Regions from separate parts of the Homo sapiens genome. Here region 2 is linked to region 1. Evidence: read pairs that join two places in POLR2A ChIA-PET (ENCODE). Cell type or tissue: GM12878. All regions are shown on one strand. Links, peaks and the distances in the headings refer to the core of each region. The heading gives the core; the rest is flanking DNA.

Region 1 (2,809 bases), core at 223-2,722:
AAGTGACAATATTCTCAGGAGCTGTCCATTAGCCTAGGTAAATGTGAAGATACAGACACAAGAGAAAAGCAAATAACCAATTAGAATTGGCTGTGAGAGCCTCGTGTGGACAAATGCAACAGAAGCAGTTTCCACTGGAACTGAGGTTTGTTTATTCTGCTTATCTGGAGGCAGAACCAATAATCCCAATGATCCCAGAATGATGATAACTGTTTTTCTACATTTAAAAAGAGCCAATTAGGGCTGGCACAGTGGCTCACGCCTGTAATCCCAGCACTTTGGAAGGCCGAAGCAGGTGGATCATGTGAGGTAGGGAGTTCGAGACCAGCCTGACCAACATGGAGAAACCCCGTCTCTACTAAAAATACAAAATTAGCCAGGGGTGGTGGCACATGCTTGTAATCCTAGCTACTCAGGAGGCTGAGGCAGGAGAATCATTTGAACCTGGGAGGTGGAGGTTGTGGCGAGCTGAGATTGCACCGTCGCACTCCAGCATGGGCAATGAGCAAAACTCCCTCTAAAAAAAAAAAAGGAGCCAATTAGCAGAACCTTTGCAAATGGGCCAATTCCTGCTCTTAGTATCAGAATACAAATAAAGCTTTGCTGATTTAATGCTGATTTGTCATGTGCCTTGAATTGTTTCATATTAGCAGAGACAGATTTACATCCTTTCTTATGCTTTCTGGCTCAGTGCTTTTTGCAACCACCTGAATGCACTTAAGAGACAGAAGGGTGACGTTCATATTTTGAGAACAAAACCAAGTGACCTGACCTTAGCTTCTGTCAAATGTCTCTGTCAAATGCCATGTTTGCAACCTTTAAAACTAGTGGAGGAACATCTATAAGGCTTTATGTACCAAAATTGGGGCTGCTACATAGCACATCTTTGTTGGATTTCACAGAGACCTCTATTCAGCTCTCCCTTGATTTACTTCTTTTAGCTCAAGCTGATCTAAAGCTTAATTATCTTTAAGGACTCTGCCTTTTCTACTTATCTCCACTAGTTTTTATTGTGTCATTGTGCAACTTGGTTTCTGTCCTTGGCCAATCTCAGATTCTGCTTTTGCTTTATTTTACTAGGTCTCATTGACCTGCTTATACCCTCCTCTGTATCTGGTTTCAACTTTTGACCTGCTTTTGTTTTGGCTCTTCCCTAACAGTCTGTAGAGACTTTGATCCATCATGTAGCACAAGATTACGGGAGCTACGTTAGAACACTGTCAGCTGGTTTATCAGCCCCTCTGACCTCCTATCTTCTAAAATGATTTTATTTGTAGGCTTGTTAGTTGAAGCTGGCTGACAACCTTGTATTATGACCTTTAAGTAAGAATCTTGCTATGGGATTGGATAGAAAGTAATGTTTCTTCCCTCAGTTCCCATCCTTCACGTTTTTTACCATGAACGCTGAATACCCATGGAAGATAGTGTTTAATTTACTAAACGAATGCAAGCTGAAGCAGCCTTTTTGAAATAATTTGGAGTTGTTATTTCACAAAAACAAATGTGGAATGATAGACCCATTAATTAAAAGATAGAAATTCAAGAGAAAAAAGTCTCAATATTTTTTCTTCAAGTAATTAATGACACCATATGTGAAGCTAAGTGATTTCTATAATTTGCAGATTTGGTCTCAGCTAAGAGCTAAAACTGTTCATAGCAGCACTAAGGAGGCCTATACCCCTACAGGGAAATTATAAAATTTTATATATTTTAACTCTTTCACTACTGCCAACATTCAGCACATAGTGTTTTCTTCCAATCTTAATGGTTTATTTCATTTCATTGTGTTTGTTGTGGGGATTATTAAAGCAGTCACAACAGAGCCTAGCACATAGTATATGCTTTTGCAACTTTTTTTTGAGGGGGAGTCTCCCTCTGTCACCCAGGCTGGAGTACAATAGGGCAATCTCAGCTCACTGCAAACTCCGCTTCCCAGATTCAAGTGATTCTCGTACCTCAGCCTCCTGAATAGCTGGGATTACAGCATCTGCCAGCACGCCTGGCTAATTTTTGTATGTTTAGTAGAGATGAGGTTTCACCATGTTGGCCAGGCTGGTCTCGAGCTCCTGACCTCAAGTGATCTGCCTGCCTCAGCCTCTCATAGAGCTGGGGTTATAGGCGTGAGCCACCACACCCAGCCTGCAATTTTTTTGAGACTGGGTCTCGCTTTGTTGCCCAAGCTGGAGTGCAATGGCACTGTCACAACTCACTGCATCCTCAACCTCCCAGGCTCAGTTGATCCTCCTACCTCAGCCTCCTGAGTAGCTGGGACTACAGGTGCACACCACCACACCTGGCTAATTTTTAAAATTTTTTGTAGAGACAGGGTCTCACTATGTTGCCCAGGCTGGTCTCGAACTCCTGGGCTCAAGTGATCCTCCTACCTTGGCCTCTCTCAGTGCTGGGATTGCAGACATGAACCACAGCACCTGGCTGATCTTTGCTATTATAATATGTTAAAATTATAAAAATGGATTAGCATCAAGATAGTGCTGAAAGGTATTTGACTAGGAATGTCTGAATTTGGTCTTGGGCCTGTCACTCCTTTCTGTGACAGTGTTGAGGAAGCTATTGCACAATGGGGGCAAATCAAGACAAAGTCATATTTCATTGTTAGCTGTATCTTTGGCTCCAAACCTTAATGCAAAACTCCAGAGAGCTGGACCAGAAGAAGTGTAGAATTCCACTTCCTTAGGCTGGAGGCTACAAACACCAACACCCAAAGCAAGTCAAATGGCACATCTAGTCTCTCCTTCCTGCCTCATCATCTCATTCACCCTCAAGTTTTGAAATTTGCCTTTCCAGTGGT
Region 2 (2,809 bases), core at 9-2,508, 140 kb before region 1:
AATTAGCTGGGCATGGTGGCAGGCACCTGTAGTCCCAGCTACTTGGGAGGCTGAGGCAGGAGAATGGCATGAACCCGGGAGGCGGAGCTTGCAGTGAGCTGAGATCGCACCACTGCACTGCAGCCTGAGTGACAGAGCAAGACTCCATCTCAAAAAAAAAAAAAAAAAGGCGGGGGGGGGGGGACTTCACTAAAAACAGTAGTGTGAAAATAGTGCCCAAACTATTCTCAATTTTTGGTTTTATAACAAGCTGGAGCACATATCTAAAACATAAATTCCTGGACCCCACTGCCAGGGCATTTTGATTTAACAGGTCTTAACTGGAGCCCAATGACCAGAATTTTTCCCAGAGGTCAGAAATTGGAAGAAAAAAAAAATCCCAACTTAAAATTTAAATTACCAAAATGATATTAGCTAAAATGTTGTTGTGTCAGGCACCATACTAGGTACTCTGTATCAGCTATTTAATATTTAATTTCAATTCTCACAAACAATATCATACTGTTCTCTCTGATGACGAAAACAAGTTCAAGGTCAACACAGTAAGTGGCAAAGCTGAAGTCTGTCACTCCAAAACTCTTACTTTCTATTCTTTAAGTTCTCAGTATATAACACTAGTATTCCCAGGATCCAGCAGAAATGACAACTCTATGGCCTAACCAGATCTAAAAAAGAAAGTGAAATAATTACCTCCCTGTGTGACAAGGAGACACATAAGGAGACTCCAAGGGCTTGATGGGTCCAGAAACGGTATCACTGAAACATTTAGTAATTTCTTGATTCCCCACTACCAATACTGCTGTATAGCCACAGGTAAAATTTTGATAATCAATGTCAGGACTCATCAGTGAAATATGATAATTTAATCATCCTGAGTAACTAAAATGCAACAAAGTGGTATGAATTAGTGATGTCCGGTAATAACTACTGCTTTCTGTCAAACACCTTAATACAGTCTGTCCACACTGAAGAGCTTGAGTATCTCCTTCTAGAACAGCCACTGCCTATCCAGCATTCCTTCTCCTTTGAGGCACCGCTCCTCTCCAACACCAATCATGTTATTCTGTCTGCCACAGGAATGTGCAAGTGACACAGAGTCAACAAATCAGAGTTCCCCATCCCAAGTAACACTGACTGGTCCACAAACGGGCATGCAACCCAGGCAAGTCCAATGACAGCCTTTTCCTAGGATTTTGTATTTGAGATTAGAGAATAAAACCTGCAAGAACAGAAAAACCCCATGAACAAAGTTTTGTCTTTACTGGAAAAGACTCCCCAGTCCTTAAGGTCCTTTGAGCTGCCCTGCTATCTGCAGTTTTTCCTTCATTTCAAAAACTGTATAAGCCTATAAATATGTTTTGCTTGAGATAGTTTTACTGAATTTTCATCAAAGACAACTAAGAATTCTATTACAAATTAAGTAAGGTAATCTAATGTACAGCCTGATGACTATAGTTAACAAAGTGTACAGTATACCTAAAATGTGCTAAGACAGTAGATCTTTAGTGCTTTCACCACAAAAAAAAAAACCCTATGTGAAGTGATGATATTAACTAGCTTAACTGTGATCATTTCTCAATGTATATGTATGTCAAACTATCAAGTTCTATGCCTTAAACATATAGTTTCTATTTATCAATTATACCCTACTAAAGCTAAAAAAATTTAAGTATTATCTACATTTTACAGGTGAGGAAATTAAAACACAGGCATGTGACACAATTTAGGCAAAGTCTCACAGCAACCAGAGCCAGAATACTGAGAACACGGGTTTATCTGACTACAAGACCCATGTATTTTCTGATTATTAAAATCATGGCTTCAAACAGAATACACTAACGGATAAGAGATTCCACTGAAAAACTGTTCCTTTCATTTTAAAGTTCTTACTTCAAGGACTCCAAGTCTTTTGTCGTCATGAAATTCTATACCATGAATAGTTTTTATAAGATCTGACCAATGGAACTTACTGGGTACAAACCTAGATCCCGTGTTTAAAATAAAAAGAGAGAAATAGTTATAATCTTTCAAGTAAGATGTTATCAAAAAAGGCAAAAATGCAATAATACCTAAGTACTACTGAAAAGAGGAAGCTGCTGGCTTGCCCCATAGCCCCATTGCCCACTGAGTCCACTATCTAAACTAGACCCTTATCTTTCTTTACAGAAAGAGCTCTTGTATAACACTCCAAGGATACAGTTTCTAATCCTCCTCCAACACTGATTTGCTTTGGATCTTGGCCAAATGATTTATACATGAAGAGGTTAGGGATTTCTATACCGTATCTCATGGTGGCCAAAAAAGTTAATTTTTTTTTTTTTTTTTGAGACAGGATCTTGCTCTGTCACCCAGGTTGGATTACACTGGTGCAATCATAGCTCACTGTAGCCTTGAACTCCTGGGCTCAAGTGATCCTCCCACCTTAGCCTCCCAAAGTGCTGGGATTACAGGTGTGAAACACCACATTCAGTTAATTTTTTTTTAATTTTTTTATTTTTTGTAAAGATGGGTTGTTGACGAGGCTGGTGTCAAACTCCTGGCCTCCAGCAATCAATCATCCCCACTCAGCCTCCCCAAATTCTGGGATTACAGGCGTGAGCTACCGAGCGTTGCCAAAAGTTGATTTAATTCTATGACATTTCTATAAAGATGTTATAAATGACGATATACAAAATAGAGTCCTGAGGTCTTAGTAATTTGCGTGATCTTAATCTAACCATAGAGTAAAACTTCACAATCCAACTTTTCCACGTTGTTCCCCTGCCCAAATGGTTTCTTATGCGCGCAAATGTGGTGACATGCTGTTCTT

What was found. ChIA-PET counts read pairs that join two places held together with the same protein. Peaks named below come from ENCODE experiments on the same cell type or tissue, not always from the same donor. Only the 100,000 strongest peaks of a DNase experiment are listed, where the experiment ranks them.
Region 2: POLR2A ChIA-PET joins it to region 1 with 6 read pairs; 5 of 35 experiments call an interaction of 5 or more read pairs at or near these places.

The regions. Positions count from the first base shown.
Region 1 is chr12:42,281,365-42,284,173 of GRCh38, forward strand. No RefSeq gene overlaps it. Among named protein-coding and RNA genes, the nearest start is that of MIR7851, 41 kb to the right of the region's middle. In GM12878, for the core only: no CTCF peak of the experiment used is centred there; no DNase peak of the experiment used is centred there.
Region 2 is chr12:42,140,030-42,142,838 of GRCh38, forward strand. All of the region lies in intron 1 of GXYLT1 (glucoside xylosyltransferase 1), which reads right to left. Among named protein-coding and RNA genes, the nearest start is that of GXYLT1, 3.4 kb to the right of the region's middle. In GM12878, for the core only: no CTCF peak of the experiment used is centred there; no DNase peak of the experiment used is centred there; H3K4me3 peaks cover 1,589 bases; H3K27ac peaks cover 206 bases.